Linked DNA regions of Mus musculus: region 2 is linked to region 1. A link is a loop called in an ENCODE intact Hi-C map of the cell type or tissue named here. Cell type or tissue: heart. All regions are shown on one strand. Links, peaks and the distances in the headings refer to the core of each region. The heading gives the core; the rest is flanking DNA. Region 1 has its middle 50 kb from the start of Ephb1. Region 2 holds the start of Ky (kyphoscoliosis peptidase).

Region 1 (14,697 bases), core at 6,960-9,459:
AAATCATCATGATGGATGGTTCTTAGATAGAAGGTCAATGTACGAAGTTGAAATGCATTCCTATTAACCATCCTCGAATAGTCAGAAAATACAGTTGAAAATACTATTTGCATTAGCAGCAACAAAGATGTAAGGTACAAAAGAATAAATCCAAGACCAAGTGCTCATGACCTTTCCAAAGAAATTATTAAACTTCATTCTGAGACATTGAGTGGGTCCTAAACAAATGGGGTGATAGATCACATCCACGGACAGGAAAGCTCAATACTATAAATATGAATTTTCTCTACAGCATTCTATAAATCAAATTCTTTATAGGGTCTACTCTGGAATTGGCCAACCTGATTTTAAAATTTACATGGAAGAATATTTATCCCAGATAATAAAGTAAGACTTAGCTGAAGTAGGCAGAATAATTATTTTTTTTTAAAGAACAAGCAATGATGAGGCACATTATTGAACAACAACATTTCTGGAAACATAATATAAATAATAGAAATAGTGTGTTATCTCTACAGGGCTGAGGAAAGAAGCTTGCAGAGCCCAGAGCCCAGAAAGAGACCCATACATGTGTGTTTACCTATGTACACAATATATGTATATATAACTACCATATCTACATATGTATGAAGCTTGCTTTATGACAGAGGTGAACTTATTATGAATGGAGAAGGAGAGACTATTCAATTATAATCCCGGGCCAACTGTTGTTTACATGGAAACAAAACAAAATTGAATTCCTGCCTGTTAGTACAAGCAAAGACTATTTCAGATGGATTTAAAATAAAAATGAAAAGACTCAGCATTACATATTCCAGAAGAAGACAGAGATGAATGTTTGCGGCCTTGGGATAGGGAGGGATTTCTGAAACAGAGCATAAGAAGCATAAAAAAGCGTGAAGCGGGAAATACTGTTGAGTTAGTCTGTATCGTAATTAAAATCTTGCTGCTATCACAAGATTATACAAAGTTGAACGGGAAGCCATAGATGATAAATTATGATACATTCGACCAATAATGGATTCATGTCCGTACTGTATAAAATAACTTTGGTAAACCAAAACCAGAAGATGCTACGGTAGAAAAATAAGTAAAAGGTTAAATAATTTCCCGAAGAGAAAATCGAATAGTCAGTAAACCTATGAAGGATGTTCAGGCTTACTAATTAAGCCATTCAGTCACCTCGTTGCCTAATAAAGTCCGTGAAACTTGATGGCTTCAAAAACAGATGCTAAAATACTAAACTGTTTTCCAGTGTTCAGTAGCTTAGAAAGTTGGAAGGGACCCAGTGAGGACAGCTTATCCTGGTCTCACATGGCATCTGTTGGATCTGGAGGTGCAGTACGGTTTCCTTGGTCCCCACGCTGGCCTTCGGCCCAGTGGTTAGTAGTGGGGTGCCAGGTGAAGTGACTTTGTGGTTATGCAACTCTTTGGGCTTGACCCCTCCGTTCTTAGGGCCACTCTTTCTCCGCGTGACCACTCGATGTCTCTCTGCATGTACTCTCTAGCACTGTACGTGGAAACTGTACTCGCCAACTCCAGGCTCCCAAGTACGTTGAAGGATTTTGAGGTTTCTGGCCAGCTTTGGCCCTGCTTCCCTGTTGCTGTACTCTGTTGGGCAAAGGCAGTTCACAGGGACGGTCCAGGTTCAGGAGGAGGAGAAGGAGTTGATAGAAAGGCCCCAGTGCTGACATGTGTGTCACTGAAGGACACCGAGTTAACAGCGTAACACATAGGAGAAATGCAGCATGACACGACGATGAAATTTCATACCCCTCAGGTTGGCAAAATGTAAAACGGACACCAGGAATCAGTGAGGCCGTGGACTCATAGAGCCTTAAACAGAGTTGCTGTGACTGTGACTTGCTTCAGACAATTTGACCGGAATGTCTATGTCAGAGTGGTATGAACGCTGTGACCCATCTATTAAAAAACACAGAGCATCCCTGAAACCCTTATCATAGCTGGAGGCTAGAAACATTCACGGTAGCATTATTGACATTGTAAATGGCTTTTATGTCAGTATTAACTGAAAGACAACAATAAAACCCGATGAACTATTTACACATATCAACAGGAATAAGACTCCAAATGTTAGGTTGTGTAAAGAAAGCAAGTTGCAGGACATAGGTTCCCATCACCTCACTACTATTATTATTACTGTTGTTGTTTTTACAACTACTACGATCATGTTGCTCGACACAGGGGGGACTGAACTCATGACCCCACAAATGCTAAGCAAATGCTCTACCTCAGAGCTACATCTCCAGACCTTTTCTTTACTTTTTCTTTTTTATTTTAAAAAGGTCTCATTAAGTGGCCCTGGCTGGCTTTTAACTTACTCTAAAGACAATCCTTGGCTTTGTGATCTCCCTATCCCAGTCTCCTGAGCAGGATCACATTTAAAAAGCAGGGCAAAGGGACTGTTTTGTTAACTGATTGTGAGATTGAATTGTGGGAATGCTGTGTCTAAGATTTAGGTTATAGGTATCAAGTAGGGACTGACTGACATTAAGGAATTGAGAAAGTGGTAGGAAATGGACACACACACACACACACACACACACACACACACACACACACACACGAAGTTTTAAGGAACATAGAGTGGAATGAAAGAAGAATAAGAGGCAAGCAGAGCTCACCGTCAGGAAGCCGGGGATACTCAGGACCAAAGCTTTCTGCACCAGTCACTGTGCTGGAGGGAAAGGACCCCGGAGGCCCTCGCGATGGACATAATTGTGGTAAGGTCTGTCTTCTTGTGTTACTCACATGCTTCCTACCAGCACCCACAGGCCTTGAGACTGCTGTTAGAGAGCCAGGGCTAGCTCTCTGAGCTGAATGGCACTTCATCATACCCTGTATATCCCACAGCCTCCGCATCTCACTGCCCCCCGCATCCCACAGCCCCCTGCATCCCACAGACCCCGGCATCTTACCCTCTCTCCCCCATTCCATCACAGCCTATAGCACTCTGGGCTGAGTCACCGGTAGCATTCGCTCACTTGCGTTCTCAGTGAGAACTCCTCAGGGCTGTTTCCTTCAGAAAGCAGTTTTATCCAAAGCCATACCAGATATTGAATGAAGATGTTAGGGGTGGTGGGAAGGACGTCTCTTACTGGGCTCATTGCCTACTGACCAGTATCCCTGTAGGTACCTTCTCGAGGAGTGGCCCCACAGAAGTCATCTCCAGCTCATCGCTCAGAGCAAGGCTGCTCCAAAAGACTGTGGATCAGCAGTTCCTCAACCTATGAGTTGAGACCCCCACAGGGATCTTGTGTCAGACATCCTTCCTATCAGATATTTATATTAAAATTCATAGCAGCAGTAAAACTAAAGTTGTGAAATAGCAATGAGATAATTTCATGTTTGGGGGTCACCACAAAGGAATAACTGTGTTAACTGGTCGTAGCATTAGGAAGGCTGAGAACCCCTGGTGTGGATGAGCCCAGCCTAGCATCCTGGATTTTGTCTTTCAGCAGCTCACAAGGTAGACCAGAGTTGCCTCTGGCTTTTGGAACTGGCTATGTATGATCACATCTGCTCTGCATCTCTGGGTAGCTAGGGCCACCTCAGTGCTGGTGTCTGGATGCCATAGAGGGACCCAAGCGCATGCTAGAGGGACTGAAAACTCCCCAGGAAGGCAGGAAGGGTCAGCTCCTCTGCAGAAGGACCTGAGGGAGTGAGGGGATCCTGCGATCTGTATGCTCACCCTCTCTGCTCCATACAACTCCACACTGTGTGTCTCTCTGCTTAGATGTGCTGAGTGTTTCAAAGCTGGTCACACAAAGGGCTTCGCATTCAAGACAGACAGGTCCCCTGAGTGAGCTCCGCATTTGTTCTGCTCATAATCTTGTGCCATCACCACCTCTTCCCAACTCTGAAACACTCCCCCTCACTGTGAGATAAAATTCTGCGCCCATCCACAGTCCCCTCCCCCCACTGCCATACACATATTTTCAGAAAGCAGCTCCCTACTTTGGATATTTCATAGAAATGCGATGTGCCATGTATGACATTTCTGTTCAGATTCCTTTCAGTGTAATGACTTCAAGCTACAGGGTGTAGCCTACATTCTGTTCCTTTTATGGATAAATAATATTCTGACGTGTATGTATGGTGTATGTATTTAATACATTCACTCATCCATTCATGGACATATAGATACTATACACCTTTCTGCTAGTGTGACCATTGCTACTAGGAGTATTTGCATGCAAACTTGTTTGAGCCCCCATGAGTTATTTGGGTTGTAAACCTTTGTTAGTTTTCTATTGCTATGACCAAAAACAAAAACAAAAGAAGCCTTCCCAAAGTAACACAGGTAAGAAAGGATTCATTTTGTCTCATGGTTTCACGGCATAGTCCATCATGTTAGGGAAATCATGACATCAGGAATGTGTTGGTCACTTGTCCACAGCAGAACGTTGATGGAGATAAGAGCTACTATTCAGTCTCTTGCCTCTTTTTTAATTCAGTTCACAAACCGCTGGTAGAACGGTGTATCCACATTTAGGCTGAGTCCATCTCAATTTGCACAACCCAGGAGACACCTCAGAAGCGCACCCAGAAGTTCTTTCCCTAGGTCCTATCCAGTGACCCATGTCAACACCCATAAGCTGTGAGCACCAGGCTACGTGCTCATTAACTGCTTCGCCTTTTTGAGGGACCCACATACTTGTGGTTTGCTGGGGTTTTTATACCAACGATACTCAGGATACCATAACTGTTTAAGTGTGGGAGAGATATGGCTCTGGGTGATGGCTCAGGCAGTGGGGCAAGGGATGAAAGGTAATACAGTTGCTGTGGTCACAGGGTGCATCTGTTGGATCTGAGGTGCCCGTTATGTGCCCACATGGCTGGGAAGGGTTGGCTATGATCGCTTGAAACCACAGGAAAGGCCTGGGACGGAGGCTAAGGAGGATCTCAACTACCCTGTCACTTGTATCTTAAAGAGGGTTCCCGGCTTCTTTGGACCTTCAAGTGTTTTCCAGATACGGAGCTCGTGACTTGTTAGCATCCCTTTGTATCTGGATGTGTTCCCAGGGGACCCTGCTCCTCATCTCTCTATGAAGGCTGGCATTTATGGTCAGTGTGTGCCCAGAGTGACCTTCTTTAGATATTGCTTTAGGGTGAACAGAGGCAAGAGCGACAACTAAGACATTTAAAGAATGATAATTTAAAGACCAAGAGAGATGCCCAGAGAGGTAAGAGTGGGGTCAGAGAGTCCAGAGGAAGTCCTTTCAGAGATGCCAGCAGCCTGTATGTGGACACTTCGGCGGAAGTCCATGGGGTGGTAGAGGCCATATCAGATGTGTCATTATCACTTTTGCAAGACTGCGCCTGAGGGCTGTGTGCATGCAGCACATACGAACTGTGTGGATGAGGAAAAATGGCTTCCTCTCCAGGAGGGGGACTGGCAAAAGAGCTGATTGGGCTGGCCATCTCCTAGCCTGAGTCTGGCTTCATCACCTCTCCCTTCCTCCATCCATGTACCACAGTGATGGATGGCAGCCATTTTCTCCTGCAGGTGCAAGGCCCAGGGGTGTGCGTGATTATCCATGAAGACAGCACGTTCATGTATTCCCCTTAGAAAGAATTAATTACATCTACGTAGAGAAGATAGGAAGAATTTCAAGGACCTGCCCCACTTCAACAGAGTGGGCATAACCAGGACCACAGAGAGGTCCAGATTCCCTGAGTACAGGAGTTAGAAGAAAAACACTTTATCCAGGAAGAAAATTACTTGAGGTCTCATTAATACCATTAAGATTCAGGGCTGACAAGCAAAGGCTGCTTGGTAATTGACTATGGCTGTGCTAGGGAACGAGCCTTTGAAGCAACCACGTTCCCTCTTCCTGCCTCTGCCCGTTGCTGACCTGCTTTGCCACCCCTATCCACTCTTGCTCTGTTGCTGCTTAAGCATAATGTGGGTCTGGTGACCAGCAGCCTGGCAGAAGGGCCGCTGTTTGGAGGGATGGGCCTCTGCAGAGTCCAGGCACGTAGTGGGCACAAAGGTCATAGGCAGACAGGCGTTTCTGTCTGCACTCTCTTTCGTCTGTCCTCAGCTGTGGGTGTCTGTACGCATAGAATCAGTCAGGAACCTCCTTTCAGGAGAATGGTTACTCTCTGCCCGCCCGCCCATCTGCCCCGCCCACCAGCTTCTCCAGCCCACCTGTCTGCCCCACCCACCTGCCCTCCTGGCTCCAGGTCACTGGCTGGCTGGTCCCCATGGTCTTGCTAAATTGACTATGTACAGACCAGCTCTGTGCTGGCTCTCTATCTCTCACCACTTTATTTAGCGTTTTCTCCCCCTTTGTTTATCCCAGCTCTCTTCCTCTCATTGTCTGATGTGGTCAGGATTGTCCTCCACTAGAATCAATCTGTCATTGACTCCTAGCTCCTCTTGAGTAAGCAGCAGACAGGCTTGTAATGCCTAAACTGTCCCTCTGAGAGTCCCCATGCTTCCATTCCTTGACATTGGATGGACTAAGAACCCTCACTTCACATGGAACCAAAGAATTGGAAAAGTGACTTAAAGACACCAGTAGCAGCCAGAGTCAGGGCCAGGGCTAGGGCCTTGCCACCCAGATCCTCCTGGGCATGTACTCTGCAGTGGTGGTCAAGGGCCAGACACAGATCTTGGGCTAGGACAATGCCTTTCTCAGTCCCCCTCATTAAGTGTCCTGGGTATGAAGAGTTTCTCTGCACACAGACTTTGACAAATGGGCAAATAAGGGCTCAGAGAGGGAGGGTCACTTCCTGAGAACCCAGGGCTAGATAACCAGTAAACGCTTAGCTTGGCATTTCTGACTCCATTGCAACGCAAGGCTGTCTTAGGGCACTGTTCTGTGGGACAAGAATATGTTCAAGGCACATTATTAGTATGGATGTGCATCCTGTGGGTATCTGTGAGGCATGTGTGTGTGTGTGTGTGTGTGTGTGTGTGTGTGTGTGTGTGTGTAGAGGTGTTGGGGGCATGTCTAGGCATGTGTGTTGCTACAGTATGTTAAGATCTGGATTTCCTTTTTAGGGAATTCCTTTAGGCAACATTAAGTGCTACTGTTAAATCTTCGGAAAATCTGACAAAATAGTACCCTTGAGTCCAAAGGACCTGCTAAGGGTAAAACAAGGCCTGACAGGGCCCATATCTGTACCTGCCAGGTCTAACACACACACACACACACACACACACACACACACACACACACACACACACACGATAGGGGTCGTGGAGGGTCTTGCAAGGATTTGGGCCACAGGGGTAAGATTCGGTCTTGGCCGCTGAACTTCCTTTCTTGTCCTCTTATGCCCAGAGGTTTCTAGCTGTGCCCTCTATCCAAGAGAGCAGTGGGGTAGGTTATCAGAGGTGACACATCTTATGTTGTTACAGAATGGCCTTGGTGTGAGGACTGCCTCCCTCCTTACAGCCCTGTCATGCCTCAGTCAGGAGCTCGGTTCCCCATGTGTGTTGTTGATGGAGGCAGCCCAGGCTTTGAGTTGATCAAGGCTATAGGATGCTGAGATCTACATCTTTCAAATGTTGTCTTGGAAATTTTAGTATCTCTTGGGGACCTCAGTTACTATCCTGGAAGTGGAGAAGGTGAGTGGGTTTAGAGGATGCGGACCCGTTCTCCCTCCTCTGACCAAGGCATTCGGATTTTTATGTGCTGTGTACACCAAAGCAGTAAGAACTTGGTTGTGCTCTCACTCTGACTTGACTGTACTATGGTTTGAATGAAAAATGTCTCAGGCTCATGTGTTTGACTGTTTAGCCCACAGCCAGTGGCACTGTCTTGTGAGGTTGTGGAACTTTGGGGTGTATGGCCAAGCTAGCAGAGAGGGTCATTGGTGGTGACATCGAAACGGAGATTTGCTTCTCGTTCTTGCCAGAGCCTGCTGCTTGATTGGCTAAGATATGCAGATGGTGTTACTGTAAGTCTGACACTATGCCTGTTGTACAGCAATGCACTTGGATCCTCACAAACTGTAAGCCAAAATAAGCCCCTCCTCCTTGAAGCAGCTTCCATCAGGTATTTGGTCACAGTGATGAGAAAAGTAAAAATATGTCTTGCCCTTTCATTAGTGTTCCTTGAAAGGGCCCAGCCTTCTGCCTTGCTGTCACCGGGACCCTGAGCTGGGGACAGGCAAACATCCAGCCCCTCCAATACTTCCCTTGAGAGGGCTGGGAGTGACGTTCAAGGACATGTCAGCAACTCTCAGATGACTCTGAGATCTCAGCTGCACTCTGGGCTTTCTCTTCATGGGAATCTTAGCCAAGACAAGATGACCCCTGGGCGGGTGTCAAGTCAGCTGCTTCTGACCTCAAAGGAAGGGTGCTAAGTGGGTCACATTGCCTCTGAGAGTCCGTTATGGAGGACCCGGCAGGCGACAAAAGCTCAGAGGGGTGGAGGAACGTCATCCATTCTGGATCATTGCAGTCTCCACACCTGGCATCTGCGGAGCTCCCAGGAGGACGTGCTGAGCCCTGCCCTCTAGTGGAGTATCTGTCAATGGCATCTTATCTTCCGTGGTCTGCACTTTGAAGACAAGGGGGGTGGTATTTGGCTAAGGACAGCCACAGGCTACACTGTGGGCCACTTGGCCTCTGAATGGAATTGGCTCCTGCTCAGTGTGGGATTCTCTGCTAGCTGTCTGGGGCTCGCCCGTCCCTGCACAGCCCCCGCTTCCCACAGTCCTACTCGGGTTCCTCTTCTGTGGCTGTGGCTCTGTTTCAGCATCCTTCCTCCTGCCATCTTTCAGCCTGGATGCTAGGTGGGGAGAAGACCTTGAAGGAAGCCACAGCTTTGCAGCTTCCTCAGCAGGATACCTGTTGCTGGGTACGTGTGAGCTGCATACTCAGAGTCTTCAGCAATAGTCTGAGCCCTGGATGAGGGACTTGGTCCCCGGTTGGAGAAAGGCTCCCACCTCTGGCTCTGCGGGTGATCTGTGCCCCATCCAGGGTTAGCTCCTGCTGTGAAGCATGAGTCAGTGTGACAATTAGTCAGGGTGGCCAGGGGAGCTTGGGATAGTCACTGACTGGGCACTTTTGGGAACTTTCCCAACCCCAGCGGGAGGTTCTCTGCTTCGCACTTCATTGGCAGATTCAAGTATATTTTGTTTGGATGGCAGCTCGGGTTGTGGTGTGTGTGTGTATGTGTGTGTGTGTGTGTGTGTGTGTGTGTGTGTGTGTGTGTATCTGAGAGAGAGACAGATAGAGACCCACTGTCATTCCCAGTCACCTTCCTCTTTATTTATTTTTATTTTTATTTATTATTTATTTTGAGAAAGAGTCTCTTAACTAAACTTGGAACTCAACCATTCAGCTAGACTGGCTGGCCAAAGGACTTCCGAAGTCTGCCTGTCTCTGACCCACTTCTCTGCTGCTGGGATTACAGACATACAGCAGCACTGTGACAGTGTTTACCCTTTGGACTGGGGATCCAAAGGCAGGCCCTCGTGCTTACACAGCAAGCACTCTGCCAGCTGAGCCATTTCTCCTGGCCTGAACTCCTTAACCCCTATATTCCAGCCTCCCCAAACTCAGGTTGAGGTCCCAGGAGGTCATGAAAACATCCCCATGGGATGTGGACACACAGGCAGCTAAGGAATTCTCTCTTTCGAGCACTAAGCCTTGTCAAAGGCTCAGAGGGACCCTAAACATGTAGGGGAGTATATCGTTATCCAGAGGGCTGGTCCATCATGCATTTGAGGAATCAATTTGGGGACTGGAAACCACTTCTGTCCTGACAGCTGATGGGCTAGCTGGGGCACATCTGTCTCTGAGGGCCTGTCCCAAACCTTGACCTTCAAGTTCTGGGATGAGCCCAGGACAGGAGGGAAAAATGTGCATACAGGTACTGATTGCTGCTCCACAGTCTCTGTGTGTGTAAGCATATGTGCCTCTGTCTGTCTGTCTGTCTGTCTGTCTGTCTGTCTGTCTGTCTCTCTGTCTCTGTCTCTCTGTCTCTGTCTTTTTCTCTTTCTCTTTCTCTTTCTCTTTCTCTCTTTCTCTCTGTCTCTCTGTCTGTCTGTCTGTCTGTCTGTCTCTCTCTCTCTCCTCTGTGTGTGTGTGTGTGTGTGTGTGTGTGTGTGTGTGTGTGTGTGTTGTAGATTATGGGAAGACCTGCTGGGGATGTGCGGACAAGGGACCCTACAGTGGTGCAAGGAGTTCTGCAGCCTGACACATGAACACTCACAGGATACAGCTGTAGAGCTCAGTAGAGGATAGTGATTCTGGTGCCATGGGAGTCACTCGGTCTGTGGAGCAAAGAGCTGGAGAGAAACCAGGATGAGCGCTAAGCCTTCTGTGACCTTCCATGGAGGTAAGAAGACAAAGTGCAGGGGAGCAGAAAGGAAGAAAGATGGGACTCGGGACAGCGGAACAATTCCTGTAACAAGGATGGGAAGCCCCCATGGAGAGTGTGACAGCAAAGCCCAACAGGTTCCCAGCCAGGCAGAAGGGCAAGGCACAGGGGTATCCCTAAGCTACTGTCATCCTCTTGAGGGGAGTTGGCTCTGCAGGACATCATTAGCAGTCTGTGGTGTGACATGGGACTGGGTGCTGACATGAATGTACCCGCTGTGACGGTGAACAGAAGGACGGTCGTATGAAGGTTGGAAGGACCACTGTAAAGGACTGAGAAGAACACAACAGAGTGGAGGGCCTTCGGGGAGAACAGGAGTTTGGGGTGCAGAAGCAGCAGGCTAGGGCAGGAGTGTTGGCAGAGACAAGGAAATGACCTCTGGGGCTCTCCTGCAACCTCTTCTGTAAAAAAAACCCCACCGACAGCTCAACATTTCCTGGCCCTTGCCACCTCTGCCTCCCCCCCCCCACCCCGCTTACCTCTCTCTGCTTTCTTCCCCCTCTCTCCTCTTGGTATCTTATTGAGTCTTCTGGGCATGTTCCCCCTTCCCATGAAGTCATGGCTCCGGTTGACATGTATCAAAAATTTTCTTCCAAAAAAGGATAGCATGTTCTACCAGAAGGATTTCACTGAATCAATTTTTCAGCAGCCACTTATTATTCATGCCCTGGGTTAGCTTTATTTTAAGCAGCACTAGGCTTCTGCACTGAACTCTGATCACAGCCGTCACCTTCTCTACCACTCATGGGACCTGGGTGACTTTGGGTCGCACGGTCACGTGATTACGGTGCCCACACAGAGGATACAGTAATGTGTCTTGTGCGAAGGAAAAGCATTGGACCAGAAGAAGGAGCCGTGGGTGTCCCGTTAGCCAGCTGTACACTGTGTGTGGGGGGTGGGTGGGTGGGGTAGGACTTCTTTAATGGGCCATAAATGCCTCTTTCTTAAGGTGAATTTGTTTAGTGAGTCTGCAGAGGCTGGCTCCATGGTGCAGAGCCTGGCTATTGTCATCCCAGCCTCATTAACCACTCTGCAGAGGATGCTGAGCCCACTTATCCAGGTCTTACTCATTCCAATTGACCCTGCCTGGACAATTCCTTTGTAACCACGCCTTGTTTCATACATATAGTTCTACTGGGGCCTTCTACCATTGCAGGTAATCTTGTCCTTCCAATGTATGTGTAAACATGTCCACTTTGTTCTATATTCTCCAACCATGGGCTTCCCAATCAAGGACAGGCAGCTCCATTTCCCTGGTGGAATCACCTTCACTCAAGTCCAGAGACCCCTGGGATACATGTCTGGATGCTCAAGAATTGTTCCTTTTGATGGGGCTCAGGTTCAGCTGTAGGACTCAGGAGCTCTGGGGCCTTCTAGATAATAAGGCTAAGACTATACAATGTACCTCAGAAGCCAAGGGAATACCTATTTTACTAACTTGTTTATTCAGCAACTATATACTGAATATCTGTTATCTGGAATGTCTGGGATCAAGAGTTACAGAATCCAGACTGTTTCATGCTTTGGAATAATTGCCGAGATTTTATTGCTGGGCTAAAAGTCTGCAATATTCCAAAACTTGAAAAGTTTTGAGTACTTTATCTGCTTTTAGAATGTTTCAGGTTTCAGAGCATTTGAATTTTGTATTTTAGCATTAGGAATGCTCAACCTGAACTTCCATAGTGAGTTGGAAGGTGACCCCATAAATCCAGGTCCTATTCTCTGGAACCTGTTAATGTTACCTTATTTGATACAAAGGCTGCTTTATTTTCCAGAAGTATCCATTTAAGGGTACTAGTTATTTATAATGTGTACTGTACACACACACACACACACACACACACACACACACACACACACGTGTGGATGGGGTACCTGGCACATTCATGCACATAGGCTGGAGAATGATGTTGGCTGTTTTCCTCCATCTTCCTCTGACTTATTTCCTTGGGACAGGGTCTCTCACTGAGCCAGGCCCGCAAACTCCCAGGATCCATCTAGCATTCCCCCTCCCTCAATTGGGTGCTGGGAATCCAAACTCGAGTCCTCATGCTTGCACAGCAAGCGCTCTTGCCTACTGAGCCATCTCCCCAGCTGCTCACCTCAAGGACTCTGAGACAAGGGAGAGGCCCAGGAAGGAGATGACAAAGCCACAGGAAGAGGGAAATAGACATTGGAGGTCTATTACTATGGACAAACACCCACCGCCTCCACAGTTGGAAATGGTGAGGAAGGATTCTCAGAGTGCGTGGAAGAAGGTTAGCCCTGTTCGCACCTTGGGTTCAGACTTCTAGACTGAAGAACGGTGAGAGAACACTTTCTTTCCCAACTAAGTTTGTGGTAGTTTCTGATGACAGTCACAGGAAATAAGTACAGTTCCCCGAGGGCTGCCCCTGTGCTAGGCATTGTACCGCTGCTGCTGAATCAAGATGTCTCTGCCATGGAGAAGTTCAGAGCTGACAGACGAGTCATCTCCCCTGTTCAATAAAGAGTTCCTGGCACATTTCCCACATGCCGTAGGAACTGAGTGAGACAGACCAGGTCCCTGCCTTTCTGGTGTCTACAAACTAGAGTTGATGTGGTCATGATAGTTAGATTAGGGGTCTAGGATCATGGAGTTTACAAGCCTTGTGTCAAGTCTGTTGCAAAAGCAACAGAGGCATATGGCAGACATGACGATGATTATCTCTGCTAGGCACCCCAATGCACTGTTCTGACTTCAGAAGCAGAAGCAGAAGCAGAAGCAGCAGCAGCAGCAGCAGCAGCAGCAGCAGCAGCAGCAGGATTTGAGCGAGAGCATTGTAGTTTGCGTGATGCTGTCTCTGTGTCTGTCTCACAAGACAGTTCTGAAAACCCAGGAAGGTGTATGGGGAGTGGAGATCTCCAACTGACACATGTGAGATCCATCATGGTTAATTTCAATCGGCAGCTTGACCAGATCAGGAAGTTGAGGTACACTCTTGGGTATGTCCGTGAGGACATTTCCCGAGATGATTACCTGAGGGGGTAAGACCTGGCACTTTCCCATAACATGAGGGTTAGGGTTGAGTAGAAACCTGGAAAAAGCAAGCCACCTGAGCTCCAGCATCCATCTCTCCTGCTTCCCTGTCTGCCTGGATGTGAGCAAGCGGCCTCACGCTCCTGTTGCCGAACCTTCCCTGTGTTGATGGACTGTGTGCCTTCAACATGTAAGCCAAAAATAAATCCCTGCTCCATGAACTTGCTTTCTGTTGGGCATTTCATTACAGCATCGAGGAAACCAACCAATAAAAAACTAAGTAAGACTCAGATAGGGAAGTCAGGTCACTAGTCATTTAAGGTTTTATAATAGTCACTGAGTATATATACCCTGTTCTGGGTTTTATAATATTTACTGGGTATACCCTGTTCTGGGGGGTCTTATAATATATATTGGGTGTACCCTGTTGTGGGATTTTGCAATATTTACTAAGTCTATATACCCTGTTCTGGGTCTCCTGAATCTTGAGTTTGGGGACATTTTTCAAACTCCCACATGTTGGCTCTGATATAATTAAAGACCATTTCATTTCAAAGTGACATCTCAGGATCCCACCTTGATGTCCACAGATTGTCCTAGGCAATTTTGGATGTGGTCTGTGAGTATCCACAGTTAGTCCGTATGGTAGACTGACTAATGGCTCCTTTAAGACCTTGAGTCCTGATGCTTGCATGAATGTCCTGGTTAGAAGGGACTTTGCAGGTGTGATAATAATGATTTTGAAATGGGGGAGATTATTCTAGATTATTCCAGTTAGTTCATTGTGATAACAGGGGACTCAGGAGAGAAATGTAAGAAAGTCAGATGTTGGCTTTGAAAGTGCAAGAAGAGGTCAAATCTAAGGCAAGCAAGATGCCCTCAGAAGCTAGACATGGCAAGGACACAATTCTCTCTTAGAAACTCCATGGGGAATGTGGACTTGGCTTCATCCGGATACTAGGCTTCTGTATTTATTACTTTTCTGTTGCTATGATAACATACCCTGATGAGAAGCAAATCGAGGAAAAGAGGGTTTATCCTGGCTCGCTGTCGAGCATGGCAGGGGAGGCTCGACAGTTGGAGCTCAGCCTGACAGGAAGCAGGCTGATCAAGGAAGTAGACAGAACAAAGAGGAAGTGAGTCCAGGCTATAAAATAGCAAAGGTCTTCCCCAATGGCATACTTCCTCCAGCAAGGCACCATATCCTGAAGACTCCATAACCTTCCCAAACAGTACCACTGTCTTAGGGTGTATGTTGTTGTAAGAAGACACCATATCCAAAAGTAACTTGGGAAGGAAAAAAGAAAGTCTGTTTCAGCATATAGTTTCACA
Region 2 (14,697 bases), core at 6,667-9,166, 100 kb before region 1:
AGCCAACTCTGGGTTGAGCCTGAGCACCCCAGGCTTCTGACGAAGAGTCATGGTAGATGCTGGAGTCCTTTAAATAGGTTCTCCTCCAGCCACAGTGGAAACCTCAGCTCTACCTCGTGGTAGTCTCAGATCTAGAAAACTGCAGAATCAGCCTGGCCAGCAGAGAGTGCCCTTGCCTGCCATTTCCAAGTACCCAGAGCACTTCTGGGAAAATCAGAGCTCTCAATGAAGGACCAGGTTGTTCCACCTTGCTGCCGAAAACTTGGCGCTAAGTGGGATGTTTCATCAGGTTCAGCTTCAAGAGAGGTCAAGGAGCCTTTGTGACTCAGGATGTGGGAGCACTTGGATACTGGGAGCCAGCAGGAGATCAGTTTCGAGGAAGCCGCAGAAGCCCAGCCACGGGAAGGTTAACAACTGAGGCCCTGCTGGGGTTGGAGGTAAGGTACCAGAGAGCTAGCCCTGACTCTTGCTGTCTCAAGCCTTAGTCTCCTCATCTCACCCAGTCAAGGTTGCTTTGATACTTAAGTGCGTATAGAGGTTGGTAGAGCCGCAGACACATGCTTTGCACTCAGTGAGTGTTAGCTGTAGCACTGACAATATCGATAATGGTGGGACTCTGTAATCCAAGGACTTTATTTCTTCACTGGAAGGGCAGGGTGTCTCAGTTCTTCCTCTGGGATGCAGGGAGAAGGATGCTCTAACCTTCATGGATCACAGAGGAGGTATTCCCTGTAGCCTTCTTGGATCACAGAGAAGGTGCTCCCTATAGCTTTTATGGATCAGAGCAGAGGTGCTCCCTGCAGCCTGATCTCTGTATCCCGGGCTCGCTGACTTGGGCAGCAGAGCCTGGAACACAACCCCAGGAGAGATGGCCATTAGCGATTTGTCTCTTACCTTGGTTGTCGTAGGAGGTGATGACCTGCGGCTGCTGAAGGCACTGCTTCTCTGGCAAGTTTCCTATTTAAGAAAGACAAAGACGATGGCAAGTGACCACCATGACCATGGTATAATGTTCCCTGGGAGGGGGGCTGAGGGAGCCGGGTGCACCTGAGATAATTGTATGTTGGCGGGGGCTGAGCACATCTACTGCCATAGTGAGCACACCTCTGGACCAGCATAGCCTCACCCATGGGAGTCCACAAGTGCCCACCCCTTCTGCCTCCCAGTGGAAGCTTACCCAGGCCGGGATTCATACTACTGGTCTATGGAACTGCTGCTCTGGAGTTTTTGCTACAATTTCCAAAATATTTTCTCAGACACAGATGCCTAACCGATTGTCATCATCCCTTTCTGTGGAGTGAACTGTGCGGGGGTGGGGGTGGGGGTGAGGGTGGGGGTCCAACATAGTACTTGAACTCTTGAGCTTCCAAACTCCTAGCTCAGCTTTCTTTCCTCCCTCTGAGGAGCACAGGGACAGTCACCTGCCTCTGCTTCTATCCTTGAAGGTGGGAGGATACTCAGTTTGGTTTAGTTTCACCATTTTTACAGAGCACTCAACATGTTTGAGTTCTCTGTGTCCACTGGTGATATTTACATGTCCTTATGGCCCAGTGGGGTTGGGATGCTGAAGAGAGATGCCTGGTTCTTGCTACAGGCCATCGCTGTCTTCTCGGGTCTTCCTAGGCATGAATTCCTTTCTGCTTTATGGCTGCTCTGTGGCTGTGCCAGCACTGTCCTTACTGAGCCAGCCCTGGGACCTTGTCTTCATGGATGTGGGAAGAGTCGAGGAAGGACCAGGATTATGGCAGAAGGAAGTTCTCAGTCTATATTTCCCCTTATAATTCGTCATCTCCCTGTGACCTAGAGTGAGCCTCACTTTAGGGGAAAACAGTGGTTCAGCCTGGGAACTAGCATTTCCCTAAGGTTGCTGTCTGTAGAGTGGAGCCAATCACGAAGGCAACTCTGTGCTTCCCATGACACAGCTTCGATGCTTCCCTAGCGGAAGCTGGTGAAGGTGGATAAGTGGGGCACTCAGCTGGGCTAGACTTGGGGTCCACCCAGCAGAGGTTTGCCTTGGGGGACCGGCATGCTCTAGTCTTCTCCTAGGATCGGGTTGAGTCAGGCCCCCAGGACTTCTAGAACATGGTTGCCTAGCCAAGGCCAGATGCACTGTCATCGTATGCCAATGTGGGGTGATGTGGCATGCTGGGCTGGAGCTCCTGGCCACTCGGGTGAGGACAGGGAGGCTGCCTTCTGTGGGCACGGCTGGCTGTACCTCCATGAGGAAACAGGAGCCGGGAAGGGAATCCTTAAGAAGGATGATTGGCTGGCACAGCTCCTGGGAGGTATTTATAGTCAGGGCTGCACAAGTGGTTTCTCTCTAGCGGTAGGGCACCAGACACTGTGCTGCTAGGCAGACTTCAGCCAGGACCAAGGAGAGCAGCCAATCACAGCAGGGTAAGCCCGTTGCTGGGCGAGCTTTGGGAGAGGGGTGGCTGAGCCCAAACACCTGCTGCTTCCAAAAGTTTGGAGTGTTTCAGGCTCCCCACCCTACCTCTCGCCAACACCCAAGCCCAAGGAGGGTACAGAGTAGCAATAGGAGGACAAATGTGCCCTTTTGGATCAACACCACACTTGGTTCCATTTGTGCACACTCTGTCAGCACATGCCACTGGGCCACTTCCTTCTGAGATGAAATTTCTCCAACTACCGGGTCTGGACAGCCTTTTGGTTAGCAGGACTCGGTGACTTGGGTACCAGCAAGGCACATATGTGATGAAATCAGCTTCAACGCGAGTGCCCTGGAGCTTGCCCTCAAAAAAAGTGGAAAGAGGCTGCTATATTTCTCCATATGTGCATGTCATTTAAAAAGTAGACTGAGTCTTTTGTTTGTTTGTTTGTGTGGTTTTTTTTTTTTTTTTTTTTTTTTTTTTTTTTTTTTTTTTGGAGCCAATGTTTCTCTGTGTAGCCTTGGCTGTCCTGGAACTCATTCTGTGGACCAGGCTGGTCTTGAACTCAGAAATCCGTCCTCCTCTGCCTCTCAAGTGCTGGGATTAAAGACATGTGCCACCACTGCCTGGTTTCTAGACCAAATCTTACATTAAAATTACACATGTTGGTGGGATGGCGAAACCATCATGTTTCCTGGATTTAAGGTTTCTACAGACATTCTCTGCTGCCAGAGTCATACCAAATCTTCAAACGCTAGATTTTTTTCATGGACTATTTAAATCACCTTCTGTGGATGGATACTAAGAGCCTCAGAGGGTTGTTTTTTTTTTTTTTTTTTTAAATAATCATCTTGAGAGTTACTGCATTGCTTTCTGTTTTGTGAAGTTTTTCACTAATCTCCATTCCAACCTTGAAGATGCCCAAAGTGGAATGACTCCAGGGTTTTCTGAGAGGCCTTTGGTGCTTGACAGATGGCTCACACAGGCAAGAGAGAAAAGCAACATAAAGGATATTCTCTTTTTGTCCAGTGTTCCCACTTGACTCACTTTCTTGCTCACACATGGACCCAGCACACAGCACACAGGCTCTGAGTGGCCATTCCTAGGGCTGGAGTTCCTGGACTCTCATTCTTAGGCTTCTTATTGGCCTAGAGTATCGCTTCACTAGCTAAAATGTCAATCTTTGCCACCCCAAGTGAGTTAGATTTTCCTTATAGCTTAGCCCCAATTAAGGAAGCCTTTACACGGATCCACTAGCCAGGACACAGGCGGATGTTCTTAATGGGTGTGCTTGCATCTTGAAGATGACTCCTTCCCGTGAACAGCATAAGGGACGTGGGGAAATGACCATCATTTGAACACAGCTCTACCAGGACAGGGTTCTAGACTTGCTTGTTTAACTGTTCAATCTCTAACAAACTTTGGCCTGGCGCAAAGGAATTGCGAAACGGAGCTGTTGAAGGAATAAGCACAGAGGTAAGATCAGTTTTCCTGGTTTGCGTTTCCGTTTTGCCGCTGTCTGAAGGCTGGCGAAGGCGGAGTTATTCACCTTTCCTCAGCTGTGCTCTTGTGCAGGGGCAGACATCTGACTCCAGGGTTACATGGGTGGGGTCTGCTGGAACTCCTCAGCAACATTCTGCGAGTGGAGGTCGGGGTCCTAGTAGAAGTCTGTGTTCTCATCATGCATGTTAACGCTCATGCATCCCCCTGGAAGCTGAGGTAATCAGTCTTTGAGGCACACAAAACAAAACCCGCTATTTTGGCCCATCGCCTGTGTTCCAGAAAAGAGCGCTGTCTGGAACCAGAAAGAAGAGGTTTTGGAAATGAACTTGGAAATGAACTTCTAGCTGTATTCGGAAGCTCAGGGCAGTAGGGACTACTATACAACCTTTGATCGGCTCTGCCCAGTCCTCAAGTAATATAGATTTAAGACAGGCCACTATCCCAGTCTGACCAGAAAAACAAAACACAACAACAACAACAAAAAACTCAAACACATTTTAGAGCTGTATATAGTCTTTGTGATGTCAGCAGCCCTGCCTCTGGTGGGAACACACACAACCCTCGATACCCCAAGTAAAGCCAAATCCTCGTATATAGCTCAGCCAGCAAACAAATGGGTGCTGAAGTTCACAGCATCATTCCCCACTTTCAGCTTCCAGAAACACAGGAGCCCCGATGCCAGGGAAAGTTTTCCAGGCTCACAGAGGCCTAGAGGCTTGGCCGAGCCACAGGCAGCCATGTCTGCTCACCGATTAGATGTTAGGGCCAATTTCCCAATGAGGACAACCCAACTCTTCCAGCCACTTTTCGGGGTTTTTGAATCACAGAGACGGAACAGAAAATAGAAAGAAAAAGAGATTTACCCTGAAAGCTGTTTTCTTCCAACTCTTGCCACTTCCGGATTCCGTTTCTGACACCTTGGAATCCTGTGAGAGAAGATTGGGTGTGAGACTTTTTGTGGAGGGAGCCCTAGGGCGAGTACCATGCACTACTGTTCCACTTAGACACCCATCTGTGCTAAACAAGGCTGTGGGAACCAGTTTTTTCAGGATCTGAGATAGGCTGCCCTTGAATGAGACACATTTGAGGAAACAATGCAATCCTTAAATTTTAAAAAAAAATGTAGTTTTTAGTGATGGTGGGATTGGCTATCAGGATTTTCCAGAAGGAATTTTTGCTATACAGATGCCCAATACCCATTTCCACATCTCCAATATGTAAGTATGAAAGTATTATTTTCTGAGAGTTTTCTTTCTGCTTTGCCTGCCTATTTCTGTATGCAGGGACAAAGCATACAGAGATTGCCTGTTCCTATGGGAGTGGAGAGCCACAGTTGCCTACTTTCCCAGCATCCTTTGCAGCTAGAGTATGGACCTGTGTAGGCCTCAGCATGACCCATCAGATGCACCCATGTTTCGCTCTGGCAATGATGTAATGCAGAAGAGAAGGGAAGCTCTCTCCCTGGCAGTGGCTGGAAGTGATAGTTGAGAGATTGAGTCCCTGGCATGCAACCTGATGTATGCTCAGGCAGTGGGAGCAGTGGGAGCAGAGGCGCCACCACAAGACCAGCTCTGTGGCACACTTGATAGCAGTGTTCCCAGGAAGCTCAGTCTCAGGTCTGGCTCTCTAACCCTTCACCCCAGAAGCCCCCAAATCTTCCTCAGCCCCCCCTCCCCGATCTTTTCTGCAGAGTCTGTTGCTCTTCATAGTCTGTGTTGTGGGGAGCGCTGTTCTAAGGAAATAGCTGGGAACGTGCTGGACTCTTAGAGAAAAGAAGAGAGACCAGGCCAGCCCTGCAGCCTAAATTGCTGGTGACTCTTCTTGTCCTGTCCCTCTGACTCCTTCCCTCCTTGCTCTGTGGCACAAGGCCACCGTGTCTGCCTCGTGACAATAGTTGAACTTTATTCTTCTCTGATGGGTGTGGGGAGGGGGCGCGTTAAGGCCTTCCTTGGCCGTTCCTTAGGGGGAGAACTCTCCTGCAGGTGACAGAAAGAGACTTGAAAGTCGGCAGGGCGATTTTGGGCTGTTGTGCATCTGTGTGAGACGTCTGAACAAGTAGTTTGACTTAATGCTTTTCTTCCTCAGGCTATGCCCTAAAGTGTGGCTACACAGGTCGGTACAGCCTGGGGGTTCCATGGATGGCAGACCTTGGAGACCCTACACTGTTCTTTTTCACTTTGGTAAAGAATAGGGGACACGGTTCTCTCTACTGCCCAGCATCTTCAAGAAACCTTCTCTGGGAAAATGTTTCTAGAAAAATACCAGTGCCTTTCAAGTAGGGGTGCTTTACCCCCCAAGTAAAGCAGGGTCAAAGTTTGTATGCTCTTCTGGAGTCATGGACATTTTGGGTAGGCTTTGGGTACCTTGAGGGCAGTTTTGATAGCCAGCACTTTATGGCTTCTCTCTTTATCCTCTCTGGTGTCAGAAGCAAAGGGACTCTGATTGGGCGGTGGGGACTATTGGGCTGACTTGGAACTAGGCCTCACTACACTCGGGGAGCGGTCTTCTGGATTGTGTTACATGCGACGGGCGCCATCTCATTCCCATCAAGACGTGGAGGACATTTTCTTTCTCCTTCAAAGACCCTGAGAGGGTCTAATCCTTTCTCCCAGGAGCAGCATCGGAGAACTACAGGATCTATTAACCTAAACAGCTCCCGTCCTCACACTCCGTCCTAAACTCTAACTGCTGCGAACACTCTCAGTTCTCCAGTCTCTCTTTCCCTTAATGCCTCCCTTCCAGCTCCCCAGGGGCTGCATCATAGCTCCAGCGCATGTGGCTGATGGATCAAGGTTGTCTAGAGAACCGCTGCCCTCGCACAGCAGGTGGACAGGCTGTGGGTGCATCATGCGCACAGAAGCTGGGAGTGGGGGGCAGATAGAGCAGCGGGAGGGGGTCCCAAGAAACGTGGGAGCTGGAGGGAGAGTGGGATGGTAGCAGTCATCTTTCTCTGTGCAGCCGGCAGGCATCTCTGCTAAAGAAGTGGTGCAGAGTTAGACCCTCAAGTCAGCTTCAGAGGCTCCCTCCAAGACCAGCGCCACGAGGCCCCTACATTTTTCGGTGATTTCCTGAGCGTCCGTTCGGCACCCTTTATACGCTATACAAGTTGTGTGTGTGTGTGTGTGTGTGTGTGTGTGTGTAGAATAGAGGCAGATTCTGCCTTCTGCAATCACCCTATAAGCAATCACTTCTCAGTTTTCGTTTTCCCAAAGTCTGCAGAAGAAGTAAAATTGAAGCTAAATTCAAGTACGGTCAGGAGACTTCAAACACTACTCCACCCCAGCCCAGGTTCCCTTCACCCATTCAGTCCTTATATCTGTTGGAGGCGAAAAGAGAGGCTTACGAAAGGGGAAACTGAGACTCTAAGTTATCTTAAAGTCTGACTCAGTACAGGGACCCTTTGGGGTCCCTGGTAACTTATGGTGAGTTGCATGCTGACTGGGGACTAGGCCTCTGCTACACGTGATCAGCCTAAGGCCCTGGTTTCTTTCTGAAGAGCATTTTTCTATGTGTTTTGCACCCTTCAGAGAATAGCGGGAGAAAACAGGCCTGGGGCAACCAGTGCGCTGTGCGTTGCCAAGGAACGCAGGTGCCCTGGCGCCAGGGCACAAGCAGCGGTCTGGGAGAGGTTCGGAGAGGTTCGGATTAGCCTCGTTGGGGAGGGGGGTGCTGCTTAGGCGCCCCCCGGCGAGAGGACCCGGGGGCTTAGTGGCCGAGGTGCCCAGGGATTCTGAGGACCCGGGCCAGGCGGGTGTTACCTCCTCGGTTTTGCAGCAGCGCGCCCGGGTTCGCCTGCGGGTCCAAGTGCGTGGCTTGCGCCGCGCGCCGCTTCTCGGAGTGCACGATGAGCAGCATGTCGATGGCCACAGCGTTGCTGTCCTTCTTCAGCTCCATGGTGCCGCCTCCCTCCCGGCCCGCGCGCAGCGGCTGCTCGCGAGGCTGCCTAGGCTGCAAATGGCCCCGTGCGCGCTGCTGCCTGGCGCGGGAGAGGGCGAGGGCGCGGGAGAGGGCGCTGCCCCGCCGCCAGGTCCGCCGGGCGCAGTTTCGCTGACTCTGCCAAATTCACCATTAGAACCCGCCCGGGAGGGCGCTATCCTCCTGAAGTGCCTCTAAGTCACCTTTGAAAGGAAATCCCCGGGCGCGGCCCTGAACTGCACCCAGGATGCACTTTGCAGGGTTTATGACCCTTCCTCCCTGTACAACGGAAGTGCAGGTATTGGGCTCCAGCAAAGTTTTCTCTGTGGCTGGGCTGAGTGCTGCCTCATAGCCACCATCTATCCCCTAAGAGAAGTCACTGGCCAACCCTGAAACCTCAAATCAGAACTGGTATAGTTTTGGAAAAGAAAGGCAAGAAGGTTGAATTGCAGAGTGAGCAGATGTTGGCCACATCTTTAGCCTTGACTTCTTTGTTCCCTTGGGTAGATTGTGAAAGTCGATAGTTTTCGTAGATTGAGGCTTTATGGTGAAGTCCCCAACTGTCATTGATGACTGTGTCAGACCCTGGGTCATATGTACTGGGCATCAAGCTAACAATCTTATTTTTCCTGAGATGGAGGTCTTAAAATTCCCCATTCCTTCGGGAAGACTAGCTCTTGCCTGAGGGGAAGAGAGAGAGAGAGAGAGAGAAAGAGAGAGAGAGAGAGAGAGAGAGAGAGAGAGAGAGAGAGAGAGAGAAAGAAAGGAACTGGGAGCTGCCAGCTGCTGTCAGGGAGCTGGACCTGAGAGCCCCTTCTATTTTTAGCCAGGCCTGCTCTGCCCAGCCAACAGCGACAGGGCATTTGGCTGTAGGTCCAAGGAGTGTTTACATGGCTTTTGCTTGGGAGCCTTTGGCACTGTGGTTCAACCAGGTGGGAGACAATTCCCTAATTTGTGTTGACACAGGTAATAGATGCCACCTCTGCAGGAGGCCTTGCTTGCTCTGTGACTCCACCTTGGTCCATGGCTCCTGAGAGCTCTCCACCTTGTCCTTGAAACAGCCACTCTGATACAAGCTATGTTCCAGCAGCAGTGCCACCACTTGCTGGCCATGTGACCTTGGACCATTTCTCTCCATTGTCTCAGCATTGGGTCGCCACTGTGTCTTCTCTAACTGGATGTCTGTCGGCTTCTAACAATGTTGAACTGGTGTAGCTAGACAGCTGAGTCTCTTGATGGACAGGGGAGACAGATGGTGGACTAGATAGGTTTCATTCTGCTAAAGTGAGCCCTATTCCCTGACTATATGTGTGTCAACACACACACACACACACACACACACACACACACACACACACACACACACACACACACACAGAGGCTGAGAAAGAAAGGACTGGATTATACAAACCTGCTGGGTCCTGGAGGTGGTTTAGGCAACCATGAGGACCTGCACTCACCTCCTTCACCCAGTGTGTTCTAAGTCAGTGGTTCTCAACTTGTAGGTCTAGACCCCTAGGGTTGGGGAGTCAAAGGTCCCTTTCACAGGAACCACACATCAGATCAGATATCCTGCATATCAGATATTTACACTACAGTCCATAACAGTAGCAAAATTACATTTACGAAGTAGCAACAAAAGTAATTTTATGGCTGGGGGGTCACCACAACACAAGAAATTGTACTAAAGGGTCACCGTACTAGGAAGGCTGAGAACCACTGGCCTAAGTCCTTCAAGAGACAGTGGTACGGTTTGCATGTGATATGTCCCCACCTGGCCATTGTTAAGAGACTTGCCCCCCACCCCCACACACACAGTTGATGCTGTTTGAGGAAGCTGTGGAACCTTCAGGAAGCAGGGCCTAGTTGGATCACTGGTTGGAACTAGCTGCGCATCCTGGCTGGCCACTGAGATGTAAGAAAGTTGCCACACTCTCCACACCATGGGCAGAAGCCATGCCTACCTCTGTGTACTGTGCTCTGCTTGAGGGGTCAACTAGAGACAGGCTTTGAGCAGGTGGAGTAGCCACTCTGCCTAAAGGCTCAGAATCCCCAATCTTCTCTTCAGTTCCCCCCTCCCCTCCCTGACTGATCCACCCTAATGTCCTCAGCCACCTCAAGTTCTCGGTGAGGTCCCTCTCTGTGCCCAGGAACAGGTCATGAAACTGAGGTGATATCAATCATTCTTTCTCTAGACTGCCTCTGCCAGGTATTTTGTACCAGAGACAAGAACGGTGACAGATGCAGGCTAAGGGCAGATATAAGGGCAGATAGCATCCGTGATATAACATACAGAGATGTTTCTGTCCCTTCCACCGTTGCTGTCATGCCACAGAATATCATTCTTAAGGACTCAGCTTAATGCCCCCTCCTAGAGCCATCTCTGGGAAGCATGGTTAGCTGAAGTATATCAGTCAGAGAGAGGCAGATAGCGTGTATATGTGTGTGTGGTCCTGCTGTCCATGTGTGAAATCCAAGTGTCTGCAGAAGTGCTTGCCTCCCATCCTTATGACTGAAGATCGGAGCCGGAGATGTCTTTGCTGTAGGAAGCCATCCTATGTGTTGTAGGATACTTAGCAGCACCCTATCAGATTCGATATTACCTCCTTCCCAATCCCGATGACCTCGACTGTATCTAGATGTCAACACATGTTTCCAGAACTGCACTGAGAGTCTTGCTTTGGAGAAAGCTGAACTCGGGTCACCTTGACTCTGAGTCCTGATGCTGCCAGGCACTTGGGCTCATCCTCCTTATGGTCCTTAGTGCCAAGACCCAGCTCCTGTGGCCTGCAGAACTGTTCCCTGCCTAGGTTCACCCTGGACTAGCCTCATGTGCACCTGTGCTGCAGCCATAACCATCTCTTAGTTTCAAACGCCCCTGACCTTTCTGCTTTTAGACTTTCTTCTAAGAGGTAGCCCCTGCATCCTGATACCATGTTGAATAATGGGATTCAAAGATTTTATTCTGACCTCACTAATTAATCTGTACTCTACCCTTGCCTTAGGTCTGGCAAAACAGAGACTACTTGCATTTTGGGCTAAATCCTTAATTATTTAACTTACAGTGAACTGGAAATTTCAGAATTTAAATGACACAAATCAGTAAGAATTCACCATGCATTGTGTAGGCAATGTTTCCGTAGAATGATGGACCACATGTACGAGGGAGGTTTCACAAGGTTATGATGGGGCTGAAAACTCCTTCTGTCCTAGGGATATGGTCTCCATTATAACAACCATGACACTACACAGCACACACATGTTTTTGCTGATGCGCTGAAGGCAAGCCTATTACCTGCCAGCAACCATAGCAGTATATTTGTGCAAAGTACACACTTGATAATAGTGACTATGCACACTGCATTCCTGTATTTACACTATACTTTTCTTGTTAGACTATACTCGTATTTATAAAAAACATGCTCACTATAAAACAAATCTGACTTTGAAAATGCCGTAATGCTATCTTATAGTTTATATGCTAATGTAAATACTTTTATAAAAAGCAAGAAATTTTTGCTCCATTATGGTGTTTTTTGATTGTGTCATTTCCTCTTGGGTTTGACCCAACCTCCTGTTTATTTGTTTATCATGACCCAGAGGCAACAGACTACTCTATATCCGTACCCACGTACCTTTGTCCCCCTCGGTATCTATCATGTATTTGCATATCTACTTACTGATATCGTAGAGAGGAAATAGGTAGCAGGCTACATCAAAGCTTCTTAACTGGGCTGGGAGCCCACAAATGTGTGAGTTGTAGAAAAAACTTGGCAATAACAAGAGTTTCTAAATGAACAATGACCAAAGATTAACTCAAAATCAATGCGTAATTAGTCTGAGTACTTCTGGTGGTGCTCACGCTCAGTGCATTGTGGGACTTCACTGCAGCCTTGGTTCCGAATACACAACACGCACACTTAGCACTGTGCATGACATCACTCACGAGGCATCACCACTGCTGCCCTAGATATGGGCTCAGGTTCAAGACAATAGTCATAGCGTTAGACAATTGTACATTATGAATTGTGGCATTTCACCGCACATACAGAATTTTCAGCACATATAGAAACATAACAGTTTATTAATGCAAAATAAAAACTTTAAAGCTATTTTCCTACTATTATCCCTCAGGATATAAGTAGCAAATTACTTTACCCTTCCAGTATATTTTGTCAGGATATTTGATTTTAAAAATTGCTTCTCAAGTTGCTGACCTGGGTTTTGTTTAAAAAATGATTCGATGAATTTAGGTTTGGGATTAGGGTCAATTTTCCAACAATTTCACAATAACCCTATATATTCTTCTGTTATTTGGTCCTTCCTGTTTAAGTGAAGCCATGATCTCAGGATTGATGATTATAAAATCCAAACACTGGTCAACTCGGAGAAAACCATTGAAGATAGACTATCCAATACTCAGGCACACTTTAATTCTTTATGTGGAAATAGATAGCAATCATGTTATCAGTATGCAAATTAACCTTCATCCTCAATTAATAGCCAAAGCTATAGATATAGCAATGACTGTAAATGCTTCATTTGTATTATTTTACATACTTATATACCTGTGATTGAATACAACTTTTTGGGGGGATGAAAAGAGGTCACATGAGGGAAATGTTTTGAAGCCTTGTTATGCTTGCTCCAGCTTGTTAAATACACTGTGAGATGGTCACACACCAATGAAATCACTTAATAATGTGTTCCTCAAACCACAGCGCTCTAGACAGACAATGCATGACTGTTGCTTTGTTATCAGCCTCCTCTTCCCAATTTGGCACGAAGGCACGTCCAGCTGTTAGGCTCACCGCTTCCACTCCTTTGCTTGAAGGTGGACTTGTCAGCTGTCTGTTGAATTCTAGGCCATGAGCTGGGGCTGCTGTTTTGGAGGTGAAGTAGGGGTGGGAGTGGGGGTTTGGGGAGGAACTTGCTCCTGGCTATAGATTCCCACAGGAGAGGAGTGTTCTCCTGTGTCCTACCTCACACTGCTGTTTGTCCTTAGAAAGAGGAGCTCTCTGGGGCTTCCAGTTTGAACCCTTTTTCTTCCCTAGGGTTTCCAAGAGGCAAAGTTCTCTCTTCCCCCACAGAAACAGGCATCAGGCACCAGTCTGTACAGAGAAAGCTTTTAGCAGGGAGCCTGCTGGTACAGCGTATTTTCCTCCATGGATGCATTAGGGAAGGGCTACAGGAAGCGAGGGGATACAGGGAAGGTGACCAGACCGAGTCTTCAGAGCAATGTGACCTCTTTGGATGAGCGAGGTCATGATGATCTTCCAGCACACGAAAGTCCATGAGTTCTGCCAAACTCATGACCAGTACTGAAAATTCAGAAGACCAGGCAAGAGAGAAACTGTATCACCCGAACCCTGTCATTTAGGTGTGAGCACTTTTCAGTGTCCTGTTCACTAGCATTTCCTCTCCTATTGTTGCTGCATATAGTTGAGTGTGCGCCCCTTATGCCAGTAGGGTGGCACCGTGTACAGGTTGGTGTCATGGTTTTGCCTCTTTCGGAACACACAGTGAACCTCCTCAAAACTAATTTAAAGGGCAAATCAGTGATTACACCTGCTTCCCCTTTGCCCAGTGGTAGGAGTTTAGCTTGTTTCATAGTATCCTCTCCCCAGGGTGATGCCACAGTAAATGTTTGTGTGCCTACATCTTTGGCCACATTAGCTGGTTATTTCCTTAGAATAGATTCCTGGAAGTGGGATCACTCACTCAAAAGGTTATGACTATTTTAAGGCTTGAGATATATACAATGTCAAATGACTTTCCAAAAAAGTTTGTGTCCACTTACAAACTCACTAGCCTTGTATGTCCACCCCTGGTCACCTGTCACCCCCGACTGAATGCTGTCATTACATAAGCTCTTAGCATTAGAATAATTAATGCATGGAACATATTTTTAGTTGAACTTTTATTACCTCTGAGAACTCTCTCTCTCTCTCTCTCTCTCTCTCTCTCTCTCTCTCTGTACATTATGTGTATTTATGTGCAGGTACATGTGTGTGCCCTTGCTTGTGGGCAAGCATGTGGAGGTCAGAGGATAATTTTTTTCTTTTCTTTCTTACCTCCCCCCCCCCCCATCCCTATCTCTTCAGTTCAGGGATTACAAAGGTCAGCACCTTGCTCAGCTTTTTTACAAAGGTCCTGAGGATTGAACTTAGGACCTCTGTGGCAAGGTTAGTAGTTTACCAACTGAGCCAGCCCCCTCCCCCAACCCCTGCCCAACTTTACATGTGTGTGCTGTTGGCTTTTTAAGGCTCACAGTCTTCTTTTCTATTTTCTCCTGTAATGGCACAGACATTTAAACACTAACCAGAAGGACAAACACTCTTCCTTCTACACATGATCTTCCTTATCCTATTGTGAACTCTGATAACGTCCTCTCCAGACCTGGTCCTCTTTGAGGACCAGGTCATTGCCTCCCTTGCTCCTCAGCCCTCTGCCTTCCCCATGTACACAGGAGGCACTCAATAAATGTTTGAGCCAAATTGGGCAGAATGAGAGCTTGCAGCAAGCTGGCACTTCTGGCTTTAGCCTGGAGAAAGCACTGAGCCCCGCAGAGCAGTTGCTCCTTCCTTTGCATCGTTCTCGCAGACCTTCAGTGCCCAGAGGAGAGGAAGGTTATGTGAGGACAAGCGTCTCTAAAGACACCTTCCTTGGCTGCTGGCAGAACATTCTGGAGCACAGATTTGGGGAGAGCTTCATTCAGAGAGTTGCTTAGTCCTGTTCACACACCCCCACCCTGGCTGCTGCCAAGAGCCAAAGCATGAGTTTTTTTTTTGTTTTTTTTTTTAACAATCTCCATTCTCAGCCTTTCTGGCATTTGCCTCCCCAGCCTGCTATTCACTGCTTTCCATTTCAGCCTAGCTTTTTGTGACCC

What was found. Peaks named below come from ENCODE experiments on the same cell type or tissue, not always from the same donor. Only the 100,000 strongest peaks of a DNase experiment are listed, where the experiment ranks them.
Region 2: a loop joins it to region 1, with 6 times the contacts of the local background. A loop is called at or near these places in 12 of 42 quality-filtered maps.

The regions. Positions count from the first base shown.
Region 1 is chr9:102,397,601-102,412,297 of GRCm38, reverse strand. No RefSeq gene overlaps it. Among named protein-coding and RNA genes, the nearest start is that of Ephb1, 50 kb to the right of the region's middle. In heart, for the core only: a CTCF peak has its summit at 8,504 (motif pointing left); a DNase peak (open chromatin) is centred at 8,327; H3K4me3 peaks cover 465 bases; H3K27me3 peaks cover 1,546 bases.
Region 2 is chr9:102,499,233-102,513,929 of GRCm38, reverse strand. It overlaps Ky (kyphoscoliosis peptidase), which reads right to left and starts at 7,792. Exons shown (of 11, transcript NM_024291.3): 1 at 7,652-7,792; 2 at 4,757-4,819; 3 at 895-957. The coding sequence starts at 7,787. In heart, for the core only: a CTCF peak has its summit at 7,951; DNase peaks (open chromatin) are centred at 7,899, 8,659 and 8,889; H3K4me3 peaks cover 1,070 bases; H3K27ac peaks cover 1,270 bases; H3K27me3 peaks cover 2,436 bases.